2 separate regions of the Homo sapiens genome follow, and region 1 is linked to region 2. A link is an interaction called in ENCODE POLR2A ChIA-PET data of the cell type or tissue named here. Cell type or tissue: PC-9. All regions are shown on one strand. Each heading gives the region's core, and the rest is flanking DNA. Links, peaks and the distances in the headings are about the cores only.

Evidence for each region. Peaks named below come from ENCODE experiments on the same cell type or tissue, not always from the same donor. Only the 100,000 strongest peaks of a DNase experiment are listed, where the experiment ranks them.
Region 1: POLR2A ChIA-PET joins it to region 2 with 7 read pairs; 2 of 35 experiments call an interaction of 5 or more read pairs at or near these places.

Annotation. Positions count from the first base shown.
Region 1 is chr1:15,457,465-15,465,047 of GRCh38, reverse strand. CELA2A (chymotrypsin like elastase 2A) reads right to left here. Exons shown (of 8, transcript NM_033440.3): 3 at 3,390-3,487; 4 at 2,187-2,315; 5 at 1,526-1,662. LOC105376767 (a long non-coding RNA gene) reads left to right here. Exons shown (of 3, transcript XR_002958256.2): 2 at 176-966; 3 at 1,300-1,533. Among named protein-coding and RNA genes, the nearest start is that of CELA2A, 4.5 kb to the right of the region's middle. In PC-9, for the core only: no CTCF peak of the experiment used is centred there; no DNase peak of the experiment used is centred there.
Region 2 is chr1:15,087,284-15,094,866 of GRCh38, reverse strand. KAZN (kazrin, periplakin interacting protein) reads right to left here. Exons shown (of 15, transcript NM_201628.3): 9 at 482-687; 10 at 1-52. Among named protein-coding and RNA genes, the nearest start is that of TMEM51-AS1, 61 kb to the left of the region's middle. In PC-9, for the core only: no CTCF peak of the experiment used is centred there; DNase peaks (open chromatin) are centred at 4,236 and 5,406; H3K4me3 peaks cover 843 bases; H3K27ac peaks cover 927 bases.

The DNA of each region.
Region 1 (7,583 bases), core at 2,403-6,402, 370 kb before region 2:
AGAGTAAGATTCTGTCTCAAAAAAAAAAAAAAAAAAAAAAAAAAGGGAAGTTAAGTGTCTGGCTTAAGACCACTAATAAGTAATTAATTAACACTTGCATAACATTTTGCAATGTATGATGCATTTTCACCTTTCACCTCTTTTAGTCTTCACCAACAGTGTTTCCATTTTACAGATGAGGAAACTGAGGTTCGGAAGTGGCTTGCCCAAGGTTTCACCGTGACTGACAGAGCTGGGCCGAAAAGCCAAGCATTTGGAGGCCTCCCCACTCTCACTGTCTCAGATGAAATGCGCCTGCCCCAGGGTTGTCTGGGGAAACAAACAGGAGGTTGTGCTTGTATCTTAATAAGCATGAAATGCCTCTTCCACCACCGCTCACCGCAGGATTTGATGTGTCCTTGTGTTTACAGATAAGCCAGTCAAGAGGGCAATGGGAATTATTTGAGGGTACGTATGTGGATGTACCCCTGGAAAAACATGTCATTATACTTATGGGTTTATGTCATTAGGAAAAAATGTCATAATGTGATTAACACTCATAATCTCATTATGGTCATAAGGTCATTATTACTCATCCCTTCCTAGAATCTTCCAAACCTCTGGTGATTTCACAAGGGAAGGGCGGGAACTCTGTTCCTCTTGGTGGCTACTGTCATTGGATCTCTGACCCTTGGAGTCTATGTCAAAGGAGACCCGCCCTCATTCAGGTTCTGAGCAGCAAGACCTAATGGCACAGGGGACAGCTTTTGCTATGGGGCATGGAGGGTCTGATGAGGGCTCCAGGGGTCTCAGGTCACAGAGGAAAATGCTGTTCTGAACTCTAGCCTTGGGCCACACAGAAGATGTCACATGGTCTCTGTAACTTTCTCTCCATCATAGGGACAGTGACAACAACTAACACAGCACCTACCCCATTCTGGGCTTCCTATGGATTATCTCCTTTAATCCTCGTGACAACTCTGTGATGTAGGTGCTATTATTATGCCTTTTGTTTTTGAGGCGGAGTCTCGCTCTGTCCCCCAGGCTGGAGTGCAGTAGCGAAATCTTGGCTCACTGCAACCTCCATCTCCCAGGTTCAAGTGATTCTCGTGCCTCAGCCTCCTGAGTAGCTGGGACTACAGGTGCACACTGCCACATCCTGCTATTTTTTTTTTTTTTAATATTTTTAGTAGAGACAGAGTTTCTCCGTGTTGGTCAGGCTGGTCTCCTGACCTCAAGTGATCCGCGGGATGGGCCTCCCAAAGTGCTGGGATTACAGGTATGAGCCACTGCGCCCAGCCAAATATTTGCATTTTACAGATGAAAAAAGTGCTGCATGGAGAGACCTAGTAATGTGTCCAAGGTGTCACAGTCATTAAGTGGGAGAGCTGACATTTGATCCCAGGCAGGCGTCAGCCTATGCCATCCCGTCTCTCCAAGGCAGCCACACACCCTGGGATGACAGGTGAGAGGCCCCGGCCAGACAGGGGTGACGTGAATCACCTCCCTTCCCTCCCAGGCCTGGGGGCTCCTGGCTCCCACTTACTCTGCAGCCTTCCCCAGCCCGTGACGTAGCAGGGGTAGTTGTTGGGTAGAATGGTGCCGGCAGGAGGGAGGCAGGCCAGCTGGATCTTGTCGGTGAGGGAGACGGGGTTAGCCAGTTTGAGCAGGGCAATGTCGTTCCTGGGTGAGTGTGGAGGCGAAGCATGAGGACCGGGTTGACTTTTCCTGCCCTGTGGGCTTTGGAGGGCTTGGAGACCTTGTCATCTTCCCTGTACCCTGTTACCCCAGGTTGCTCTGACTGGCAGGGCCCCAGGGCATGTTTGAAAATGCAGAGGGCCTTGTTGAAAGGGGGAAGGCAGGAGAGATTGTGTCCTACTCCAGGGACAGTCACAGGGTTGACAGCACTGTCCCTGTGTCCCCAGGACCTGGCATGAAGTAGATACATGCTCAGCGGACAGGGGCCCTGCAGGTGTAACTGGCAGCAAACCCAGGTCGCTCTGGCAGTCTTTGCTTCACCCTCCCCAGGTCACATCCCCACCCCAGACATCTTTGGAGCTGGTTCCACATCTAAGAGGCCAGAGCTCCTTCCCCCTCCCTGTAGAAGAAGCAGAGGGGGTGTGGTGTGGTTGAGACCCTTGCCTCTGTGAGACCCCCATCTGTTCCCTGACAACCTCACCCCCAAGTGCACCCAGACAGAAACGAACCCTTTGGAGATTTGGTTGGAGTTCCAGTCCTTGTGCACCACAATCTTAGAGACACTGACTGCCAGCGAGCCGGACTCCGCAACGTAGAGGTTGTGCCGGCCCAGCCCCACGCGGTAGGTCCTGGAGGAGCTGGGAGAAAGGGGGCCCAGGGAGAGGGTCACCTCCAGAGGCCTGGCTTTGGATAATGCTGGGGATAGACCCAAGTAACTGGCTGCTGCGTGAGCCACTAGATGGGACTTGGGGATCTTTCCTCCCCTGGGACAATCAGTTAGTTATAATAGGGCCTAAAGTATATAACCTAAGAACTATGATCATATAATAATTGTTACTATACTAACTATAAACTACAATATAAAATAAAAGTTATAATAACACAAACTCTATAGTTCTTATGGAGGGAATGAGATGAACACAGAGAAAACAGGAGTCATTTGCCCTCAAGGACATTTTTCCCACCTTTCATTTGCAGATGGGGAAACTGAGGCCCAGAGAGGCGTAACCTGGCCCAGAGTCCCACCGTTAGTGAGAAACCAGAACTACAAGCCAGGACTCCTGACTGTAGGCCTCTATTATTTTCCCCAATACCTCCTAGAGCTTATTATAAATCGGATGGGAGAAGGGATCACTCCTGGTAGGGAGTCACGCCGACCCGGCAGAAACTCCGGTGAGTTCCAGCTGTGATGAGCAGAGGTCACGGACAAAGAAGAGGATAAGTGAACAACGTTGCAGAACCTTGTGGGCCTTTATAATTCATCTATAATTCAGAATTAGCTTTCACTGAGCACTTACTAAGTGCCAGGCCCTTTGGTAAATCAACTCATTGAATTCACACTAAATTCTGTTACTCCATTTTTCTGCAGGTGATGGTATTGAAGCTTTGAGAAGTCAGTTAAGTTGTTCAAGGGAACCCAATTCCAGATCCAGAGGCCACATGTAGTTTCCCCAAGAGGGCAGAGATTGGGCCTTCCCCTCCTCTTCATCCTCCCTCAGTGCCTGCCTGGCACAGACACTCCATCCATGCCATGTACTGACATTGATGGGCCAACACACTGAACCATTGATTGACTACAGCTTGTGTCTCAGCCAGTATAGTGGTTATTTGCAAGGCTGCTTTATGTAGCATGGTTCAGGCCATTTGAGCCCCCAGCTCAGAAATGAGCACCAGCTGGTGAGCAGGCCAAGCGCCCAGGGAAAGGCAGTTACCTGATGCAGTGGGCAGCCGTCAGGACCCAGCTGTTGGCTATCAGGGACCCTCCGCAGGTGTGGTACCACTTGCCATTGGAGCTGTACTGCAGGGAGACCTGGGGAGAAGCAAAGGAGCTCTGTGGCTAGGTTTGAAAGAGCAGGGCCTCCCTGCACTCCAGTTTCCCAAGAACGGGGCTGGGACAAGGGTAAGGGGGAGTGAGGCAGTCGCCTCATGTGCACAACTTAAGGCAGCACCCAAAACCTCAGCCATCAAGATAAAAAACGTGTTAATGCAATCTACATGAAAAACAATCAGGCCAGGCATGGTGGCTCATGCTTGTAATCCCAACACTTCGGGAGGCCAAGGAAGGAGGATCACTTGAGCCCAGGAGTTTGAGACCAGCCTGGGCAACATGGTGAAACCCCATCTGATAAGGTTTGGCTGTGTCCCTACCCAAATCTCATCTTGAATTATAGTTCTTATAATCCCCATTTGTCGTGCGAGGGACCTGGTGGGAGGTAATTGAATCATGAGGGTGGTCACCTCCATGCTGTTTTCATGATAGTGAGTAAGTTCTCACAAGATCTGATGGTTTTATAAGGGTCTTTCCCCCACTTTTGCTCGGCACTTCTCCCTGCTACCGCTGCGTGAACAAGGATGTGTTTCCTTTCCCTTCTGCCATGATTATAAGTTTCCTGAGGCCTCCCCAGCCACGCTGAGCTATGAGTCAGTTAAACCTCTTTCCTTTATAAATTACCCAGTCTCAGATATGTCTTTATTAGCCGTGTGAGGCAGGACTAAATACATTGTCTCTACAACAAAAATAGCCCAAAATGAGCCGCTGGGTGCGGCGGTGCATGCCTATAGTCCCGGTTACTCAGAAGGCTGAGGTGGGAGTATTGCTTGAACCCAGGAGTTTGTGAACCAGCCTGGGCACCATAGTGAGAACTTGACCCTACCAAAAAAATTTTAAAATAAAATAAAATTAACAGAGTGAGACCAGGTCTTTAAAAAAAAAAAAAAAGAACTTTAAGGTGGTGACATTTGACACTGTTTTAGTCTCTAATGAAGCTGTTCCATGCCCTTCCTGTTCCTTCATTCCTCCTCCCCTGTCTTTCAATTCCCTGCCACGGCCAAGCAGAGGGGAGGGAGGTGACAGTAGGGCATGGACTGCTCTGATCGGGCTCCCTATAACTGTGGGGAACGATGACCTGTTTGTTGGCAGATGCCTGCTTTTCTCTGAACGTTGTTGTTTTTAATTAGCCATTTGGCATTTCTCGTTTGTGTGACATTAAGAGGTCTTAAAAAAGATGTTTAAAATTAGAAAAAGTGAAAAAAGATACTTAAAAGGATGTACCCCCCCCCCAATTTAAAAATGTGCTGAAACCATCGTACAGATGTGAAATTTAGCCCACATAATACGTATTATGTGTGGCCAGCAAAGTGTAGCTAAAGAGGTAGCACTGAACCAGATTTGAATCCTCATTCGCCCCCCGGGCTAACCCAGTGCCTTTGGGGAATTCTGTAACCTTTCCAAGTCCCAGTTGCCTTCTCTGGAAATGGGGAACATAAGCCACTGTGCAGGGCTCTCAGGGTGACTCATACTGTAATTAAGCCTGGGTGACAGAATGAGACTCTGTCTCCTGGAGAAGAAACAAAATTGCATTAAAATATCATTCATCTTCGTTAGTGAGGTTTTTTGTTTGTTTGTATTTTTTTTTTTTTTTTGAGATGGCTATCTATGTTGCCCATGCTGGTCTCAAACTCTTGGGCTCAAGCAATCCTCCTGCCTCAGCCCCTTGAATAGCTGGGATTAAAGGTGTGTGCCACTGTTCCTGGCTGGTTGCTGAGTTTTGTGCTACCCCCTTACATTTTGCCTCCAGAGTGAATGTCTTACTTGCCTCATCTGAGTCCCCACCCAGCTAGATCTGCCTTATTTCCGCAGGGAAACAGAAGCACAAAGCATAGGGACTCTTCATGGATTAACATTCACTGGTTCTCAAGGCAAGAATACTTTTGTGCAAGAGGGTGAGGAAGTATTTTTGTAGGCAGCAATGATTAGTTCTTAGCACAAATGCGCCCGGTGTTATGGGGCCCTGTAGCAGAGGGACTGTGGCCCTTCTTCCAAATTCTCAGGGAAAAAATACTGTGGGACTGTGAGAAAAGCAAAAGAACTGGCAAAAGCACACAAAGCCAAGTATATAAATTGTGAGGCTGGGTTGAGAGGCTCACGCCTGTGATCCCAGCACTTTGGGAGGCCGACGCAGGAGGATCACTTGAGCCCAGAAGTTCAAGACCAGCCTGGGCAACATAGTGAGACCCATCTCTAAAAAAAAAAAAAGAAACTTAACCGGGTGTGGGGGCATGCACCTGTGGTCTCAGCTGATAGGGAGGCTGAGGTGGGAGGATCGCTTGAGCCTAGGAGTTCGAGGCCGCTGTGAGCCATGTTTCACCAGCCACTGTACTCCAGCCTGGGTGACAGAATGTGACACTGTCTCAAAAAAAAAAAAAAATTACTATGGGTGAGCACAGTGGTGGGTGCCTGTAATCCCAGCACTTTGGGAGGCTGAGGCAGGTAGATGGCCAGAGCCCAGGAGTTGGAGGCTGCAGTGAGCTATGATTGTGCCACTGCACTCCAGCCTGGGTGACAGAGCAAGACTCTGTCTCAAAAAAAGAAAAAAATGTGAAATATCTGCCATCATTCTATCGTTGACAGTCTTTTTTTTTTTTTTTTTTTTTTTTTTTTTTTTTTTTTTTTTTTTTTTTTATGGATCTCACTCTGTCACCCAGGCTGGAGTGCAGAGGTGTGATCTTGGCTCACCGCAACCTGCGCCTCCCAGGTTCAAGCGATTCTTGTGCCTCAGCCTCCCAAGTAGCTGGGACTACAGGTGCCCGCCACCATGCCTGGCTAATTTTTGTATTTTTAGTAGAGGCAGAGTTTCACCATGTTGGCCAGGCTGGTCTCAAACTCCTGACCTCAGGTGATCCACCTGCCTCGGCCTGCCAAAGTGCTGGGATTACAGGCATGAGCCACCACGCCTGGCCTATCATTGACAGTCTCTTAATCAAGGAGCAGATGAATGAACGCTGGCCTCTCTAAACACAGTGACTGCTGCATGGGTCACTCTGAATGCTCAAGGCTAGTGGGCTGCTAGTTGCTCCTCCTACTTAAGGTAGAAACTCATCCTGATTCAGCTGGGTTTGCTCCCAAAGCAGTTTATATCAATTATGCTTGTAATAATGAAATTTGATTAAACATGTAACCAATGAAATATGAGTTCAGAAAGAGAGTCGTTATTTATATGGAAACAAAGTTAAATGCTTGGAAGAGACTGGATCACCATGACTCTTAAAAAATTGCTCTTGAAGTAGTGTCTGTGAGAAAATGGAAAGATTGGATGGGCTCATAACTCAGATTGCTTTGTGAACGTCTCAAAGTTACTGCTCTGCTTTAAAGAAACGGGTTTGTAGATAAGATATGGGGCATGGCTTATATGAAAAAGACAGTTAAGAACTCAAAAAATTGTTTACATAGTCTAAGATAAAATCTTTACTATATATATATGATTTAAAATAATTTCTTTATAACCAACTTTTCAATTACTCGGTCCCAATTACATCAGATAAATGAGATTTCACTATATTTGTTTATGTCAATGTAAACTTTACACATTTCTCTTAAAATCCCCACCATTAACACGTCTGAGTAATTTACACCTGTGCCCCACTTGGCAGTTTAGTCTTGATACCACTATGATTATATCAACTTAAGAAAACATTTTTTTCATTGGTAACATTGATTTGCCTGTGGTTAAAGATTAATCTGCGCAAATAGCACTGATTGGTTCCTTAAAGCAAGGAATGTTTGCATAGGTAGTCTTGAATGGTTCCTAGACTGATGGTACATTTGTAAACAAGCCTCTGATTGGTTAATAGAGTAATACTATATTTGCTGCCTATGGGCAGTGGGGAGGGGACAGCTCCTTACTGCAGCTGGAGGAGGCACCTCTCCCTCCACTCCCAAGGTTGGCCAAGGCCACAGAAATGTATCTTTTTTTTTTTTTTTGAGACAGAGTCTTGCTTTGTTGCCCAGGCTGGAGTACAGTGGTGCAATTTCAGCTCACTGCAACCTCTGCCTCCTGGGTTCAAGCGATCCTCCTGCCTAAGCCTCCCCAGTTGCTGGGATTACAGGCGTGTGCCACCACACCTGG
Region 2 (7,583 bases), core at 1,772-5,771:
TGCACACCCCAAGGCCCAGCTGCAGGTCCTCGTCACTCAGGCTCAGCAGCACCTGCCCCCGGGAGGGAGTGTCATATGGGGGCTGGGACAGCTGCCGGCGGGGTTCCTGCCCTAGAGGGGGTCTGTTGACATGGGGCTCCTTCCCCATCTCCTGCCCACCTTTCATACAGTGGGGTCAGGGCACATGGAAACCTCTGCAACTCTGATGTGGGGCGGAATCCCTGTTCAGGCAGAGGGAGCCCTTTCCCTTAGGCAGGTAAAGGAAACCTGGGTCCATTGTCAGGATGAGGCAGCTGAGGGCTCTCTGCCTTGCCAGGGAGGCACAATGAGCAGGTACATCAGAGGCTGATTGCATTGGCTAGCTCCTAGATTGCACCTTCTCCTGACTCCAGGGTAGGAGTGGGGGGCAGGCCAGCTTCTGGGTACGTAAAGCTCACAGAGGGCATGGGTGGCATCCCATAGGGGGCCCGGAGTTGCCTACCTTCCCGCTCTTCACGTTCTCCGTGCAGGCCTTGACGTACATAGGCATGGCCATCACCACCTCCAGCCAGGCCTGGACGGTGCCCGCCTTCCAGTGGGACATAGGGGTGGTCCTCACCAGCTCCACCTGCTGCAGCCGGTCCATCTGCTCCTCGCCTTCCGACAGGCTGAGGCTCTGCCGCGTGGGGCTGCACTGGCTGTCCGAGTCTGCAACACACAAGTGCAGGCCATGCTGGGGGACGAGGCTGCTGGGGGCAGGGGCTGGGCAGGCCATACCCCCGGGAGGCAGAGGGTGGTGGGGACATCCTCCCCTCCATGTATTCTCTTCAAAATCAAAGTGGCTTTTGGCGTTTTTGTTTTTCTGCCCTTGCCCCCATTACAAAAGTAATCTATGAAAAGAAAAGAAGAAAAGCTTATCCCAGAAAAAAATAAAACAGTAAATGAAGATCACCCCACGTGACTGTGAAAGGCAAATAAATCTTGGGACCCCAAACTCATTAAGCCAAAGGGAAAAGTCAAGCCGGGAACTGGGTCACACAAACCTGCCTCCCCGTTTTGATTCCTAAATAAGATGAACTGCTACACACCTCCCTCATATTTTGCCCACAAGGAAATTCCTGGCGAGCTTGGAGATATTTACCCTAAAGCATTTCTGTTAAAATTCACCATGGCAATGTAAATGGATAGCTTATCTTTACACAGTATTCACCCCTCTGCTCACCTGGCACAAATGCATATCTGATTGTTCCCCTGCCTCATTTATCTTTATCTTATGTAAAAATGTCGATTTCCTGCATGTTCCCCATCTGTCTATGTTACCTTATGTAAAAATGCAGATTCACTGGGCCAGACAAAGGCACGAATGATTATTTTCCCCCGCCCCCCTCTTACATGAAACTGTGTGCTTCTCAATATCCTTTCGCCTTTAAATCTGGAGGCCTCAAAATCATCTTCGGAGAAAGGCACAGACCTGTCTCCTGGGCGCGCGTCCTTAACTTTGACAAATACACCTCCTAAAATGACTGAGACCTGTCTCATCATTCTTCTAGATCGACACCACCTAGAGACAGCAGCTGTTAAATACTCTTTTCTGGATACAGAAAAGCCACACTTACAAACACACACAGACCCGCTTGCTTACGGGGTGCGTGCATTTGAGGTGTGTGCATTTGTGATATGCCTGTTCACTTTCGCTGTGGAGGAGACTGTTCCATCTCCACAGAGACCTGCGGTACCTTTTGACTGCGCGGGATTCATCAGAAGGAGGCTCCGTAATTTATTTCACCTCCTACTGATGGGCATGGCGGTTGTTTCCAATTTTTCACTATTGTAAACAACACAGCGGCAGTCGTCTTTGGGCAACTGGGTGATTTATTTTCGTAGGATAAATGGAACCCAGCTCCATTCCTTAATACACTGAAAGCTGTTTCTGGAATGGCCCTCACAGACCAAAAAAAAAAAAAAGTTCATCCACCAACATTTTCTAACCCCACTCTTCTATATATGGTTCGTTGCATCAAGGCCTGGTAAATATGAAAAGTTCAGGTTACAGAGACTCAATTGAGAGGGGAAAAGAATCTCTCTAAAAGAGGGTTCGATAAAAACCTAAACAGGCCGGGCGTGGTAGCTCACGCCTATAATCTCAGCACTTTGGGAGGACAAGGTGGGCAGAATGCTTGAGCTTCAGGAGTTTGAGATCAGCCTGGGCAACATGGTGAAACCCCATCTCTACCAAAAATACAAAAAAATTAGCTGGACGTGGTGGCGTGTGCCTGGGGTCCCAGCTGCTCAGGAGGCTGAGGTAGGAGGATCTTTTCAGCCAGGGAGGCGGAGGTTATAGTGAGCCAAGATCATACCACTGTACTCCAGCCTGGGTGACAGACTGAGACCCCAACTCAAAACAGAACAAAACAAAACAAAACAAAACAAAACAAATAAAAACACACACACACACCCAAACAGACAAACTCAATACCATGAGAAACAACAAGTATTTAAATATAACTCTGACTGGCTGGGCACAGTGGCTCATGCCTGTAATCCCAGCACTTTGGGAGGCCGAGGTAGGTGGATCACCTGAGGCCGGGAGTTCAAGACCAGCCTGACCAACATGGAGAAACCCCGTCTCTACTAAAAATACAAAATTAGCCTGGGTGGTGGCATATGCCTGTAATCCCAGCTACTCGGGAGGCTGAGGCAGGAGAATCGCTTGAACCCAGGAGGCGGAGGTTGAGGTGAGCCGAGATTGCGCCATTGCACTCCAGCCTGGCCAACAAGAGTGAAACTCCGTCTCCAAAAAAAAAAAAAAAAAAATCAAAAAAAAAAACAAAAAAACAAAACCTCTGATTAGAAATGACCCTGCTGAAATTCAATATTATAAATCATTACAAGAATGTAAAAAAAAAATGCTTATCCATCCATAGAGACAGGACACAACATTAAAACAATAGGTGATAAGTCTACACAAATGTTCATAGTTACTGCCTTTCTGTGCTGGGGAGAATATGGTTATTTTCTTTTTGTTGTATGTCTCTGTATTTTCAAAGTTCCCTAGTAAACATGTATAGTTTTGTAATAAAAACTTTGGAAAAATTAAATACTAGGAAGCAATATGAATGGTTATTGATGAGAGTTTGTTTGAAGGAATGACGCTCCATTCATATGTTGGAATATGTGCAATGAATAAAAAGTCCTGTCACGGGAAAACATCCACCACCTACTGCCAAATGAAAAAGGAAAACACGGCCGGGTGCGGTGGCTCACGCCTGTAATCCCAGCACTTTGGGAGGCAGGTAGATCACGAGGTCAGAAGATCGAGACCGTCCTGGCTAACACGGTGAAATCCCATCTCTACTAAAATTACAAAAAATTATCCCGGCGTGGGCGTGGTAGCACACGCCTGTAGTCCCAGCTACTCCAGAGGCTGAGGCAGGAGAATCACTTGAACCTGGGAGGCAGAGGTTGCAGTAAGTCGAGATTGTGCCACTGCACTCCAGTCTGGGCGACAGAACAAGACTCCATTGCAAAAACAAAAAACAAAAAACAACAAAACACAGCAGGCACAGTGTAACCCTGACTGTGGTTTAAAAATTATATGTAGATGTAAAGTGTATAATTATTATATACACGTGTGTGTATACAATATACTAGGTGGAGAAAATCTAGTATATAAAAATATGTAAAGTACTAGATGGATCAACATGAAAAGTCTGTCTCTGGAAAAGAAGTGATAGGTAATTGTGCGAGTGTGTGTGTGAATGTGCCCGTGTGAGTGTGAGAGTATTTGTGACTGTGCATACTTTTCTGTCTCCCAAGTTTTCTGCATTGACTATAGTATGTTTGATATGTAGAAAAAAGCCTAGAAATCTCACTTTTTCAAGTTACAAACCCCCTCCCCACAAGGCCTTCCCTCTCTCCATTTTAAACTCCTTGAGGGACTCTTTGAAAAGGACTGTATCCACCTGGTGACCACACACTCATCCATCATCCCCATCTCCACCAAAACCTGTCTCCCAAACACCTTGTGCCTCAGTTTCCTCCTCTGTAAAGCTAACCCGGTACCATTCTCTGCTGCCTGCCTCCTCTGTGGGCTGCCGTGAGGACTCAGCGGGGGTGAGTGTGACGGGCTGTCCGTGCTGGGACAAGTATGGGTTGAGAGGTCACTGCCAACATTATCACGTTTCCCTTCTCAGTGAGCCTAAGCCCTTTGTTTTTCCCAAGGAAATGGCAGAGGTTGCAGAGAGCTCTGTGCAGGTCACCCGTCTGAGTGGCCTCCTGTTGCCATGGTGCCAGGAATGCGGAAACGGCAGCAGCTGCCTCTGCAGCCCCGCCAGGGCCCCACCTTCCTGCCAGGTGACAGGGCTGTCAGGCCGGGGTGCAGGCCGGCAGCCAGTGCTGGTGCCCGGCTCCCACGGACCGGCATGGCTTGCAGGGAAGTCTTTTGGATCAGGCACAGGACTCCAAATTCTATAGGGATTGGAACAGGCACTGAAACACGGCATCCTTCCTGGATGGGAAAGAGCTGAGAGCCCCCGGGAGGCCTCCAGCCTGGCTGGCTTCACTCTGTTTTATTCTGCTAGCTGAGTCTCACCTCTGTTATGTGCTTCTGGGAAGAGGAGAGGTGATATGTGGCCAAATCTGGTTACCCAAAGTTCCAAGACACGGCCCCTGTCATCCATTTGGACCAGGCTTTGGAGTTGAACAGACCTCAGCATCAGGCAGATTCCTTGAAGCCTCCGTTTCTCCATATATAAAATGGGAATAATGAGAATATCTGCCTCGTAGCTTGAAATGAATGTTATAAACTCTGAATGCGAAGCTATGGGGGTGTGAAAGTTGCAGATACCAGGATGAAATCACTTTTGTCAGAACCAGAAGAATTAGAGCCGGGAAATCACGAAGGAGGGGAACTCATGCTTGCATGTTTGAGATAAGGACTGTCTCAAGGACTTTCTAAAATAGCCCCCAAGAAATTCCTTCTTCAGGACTGCAGCAATTCAGGTAAGATGTTCTCCAAAGAACACTGCCCAGTAACGTCATCTCCACCAATGAACTGATGCCAACTCTAGCTTTGAGCCTCTGCAGCCAATGAAGTCTGTTTCCAAGCAGCTTATGTGAACTTCTCTTTTTTTTTTTTTTTTTTTTTTTTTTTTTTGCCAATAAAAGCTTCCCTTTGCTGTCCCCTCTCCAGACGCACCTATGGCTTGCCACAGCTATACTTCCAGAGACTAATCCATTTATGCTTACTCCCAAATACATTCATCATATAGGAGATATTTTTTTCTGATGTCTGTTTTTTCAGGCTGACAGTAGGCACTTAGTCAAGGCTGGCTATTGTTGGCAATAAGGGGCCCCTCTCCTGGGGCTTGGGCACTGTTTGGCCACACCTAGAGTTTAGCTGCAGCCACTTCCTTCCCACTACATTCCTGGCTACAGCTTTGGTGCCTTCAGAGGGAACAAGTCCTCCTGGTTGTCCAGCCTGGCAGGGCAGAAATTCACTGTCCCTGCTGGACTCTTGCCTGGTCAAGGTGGGAGGGGTGGGGCTCTCAGTGAGGTGAGGGTGGATCTGTCCGTTCTGTGCCCAGGTGGGTGGGTGGGGGGTGTCTGCAGCCCTTGGCTATGTCTCCCCAAGAAAGGGAGCTAAAGGAGCATGGGAAGGAGAGAAAGGAGATGGGAGCAGAAGTTGGCTGCTGCTCCTGAGTCCCCCAGAAGAGGGGAAGGTTCAAAGAAGAGGGTTTGGGGAGAGAAAGGGTGTCCAGATGCAATAAAGATGCGAAAGTAAATTGAAAGGAGGAGAGGGAGAGAGGGAGTCGAGGTCAGAGAGGGGATAACAGATACGTGGACAAACAGAAAAGGCAAACGTCTGGTGTGCAATGTGAGCGTGTGTGTGCGTGTGCCTGTGTGTCTTTGTGAGTGTGTGTGGGTTATTTATTTTCTGTAGTGAGCAGGCCTCAGGGCTGTGAGGGGAGCTGGCTTTACAGCTCGCATTATTTATGGAGTCCAGGCCCTAGGAATGCCAGAGGCCAGGCTGGGTTCATGTGCGCAAACCACACATTTTGGTTTCTGCAAGACAGCTATTCACCGCCCCTATTCACCACCGCCTCCTTCTCCCCCACCCCTGAGGACTGAGCACCAACGAGACGACGTGACAGAAGGGCTTGGGAGGAGTCTAGGGGGGCCTTGGGGTCATAAACCATTAATTAAAGGCAGTTTCCAAAATGCAGGCATTATGGGGCCAGATTTTATGTCCGGATTCCATCAATCCTGGCTTTTATTTCCCTCCTTCTCAGTCTTGAGAGAGGGAATAACTCATGTTGATGGCCAGGCTGCTCAGCGGAGGGGCTGCCGAGTCGCGGGTGCTGGCTGAGTCCCTGGTGGAGTCTGAGAAGCTACCACTAAAAGGCAGTCACTCGGGATCCTTCCAGAAACTAGAAAGACTGTGGACTTTGGAACGAGAGGCTGTGCATCCTTCCACCCACCCCAACACATATGCACGCATGCACACCCCCCCACCCACAGAATGTTAGTACTACTGAGTGTGACCATTGACGTCTCCCCTAAATGAGGCCTTACAGAGGCAATTGTGTTGGCCCAGCATAGAGGTCAGCAGACTACGGCCTCCCAGGCCGAATCCAGCCCTCCCTCCTATTTTTCTAAATAAAGTTTTTATTAGATCACAGCCATGCCCATTTGTTTATTTATTGTCTAAAGCTGCTTTCATGCTACAATGGCAGAGTTGAGACGTTGAGACAGGCCCACAAAGCCTAAAGCTTAAAGCCCACAAAGTTTTTTGGCCCGGTGCAAAAGACCACATAGAGAAACGCCTGGCCTAGACGTTCAGAGGCTGGCACTGGAATATGGGAGCCCTGGGTTTGAATCCCAGCTCCGTGGCTTATCAACCAAAAGATCTCACGGAAGCGTTTTACATTTTCTCAACCTCGGTTTTCCCCTCTGTAAAACGGGGATGATAGGAACGCTTAATCTCACAGGATGGTGTGAGGATGAAATGAAATGATGTGTGCAAAGTGTTCAGCCTTGTGTCTGACATAGAGTGGATACTCAGTGACGGAGTGGAGGCCTCTGTCCCCTGCGGGCCCATGTCACTTACTGTCCAGACTGCTCTGTCCAGTACAGCAGCTACAAGCCACATGTGCCTACAGAACATGTAATGTGGCTAGCTCACATTGAGAAGTGCCTTAAGGGCTGGGTGTGGTGGCTCATGCCTGTAATCCCAGCACTTTGGGACACCGAGGTGGGTGGATCACCTGAGGTCAAGACCACCCTGGCCGACATGGTGAAACCCCGTCTCTACTAAAAATACAAAAAAATTAGCTGGGCATGGTGGTGCATGCCTGTAGTCCCAGATACTCGGGAGGCCGAGGCAGGAGAATTGCTTGAACCCAGGAGGCGGGGGTTGCAGTGAGCTGAGATCACGCCACTACACTCCTGCCTGGGCGAAAGAGTAAGACCCTGTCAAAAAAAAAAAAAGAAAAAAGTGCTTTAAGCATAAAACACATACTGGAGTTTGAAGACGGTAGAAAAAAAAAAGAATGTAAATTATTTCATAATCATTTAAAAATTGATAACATATTGATCATATTTTG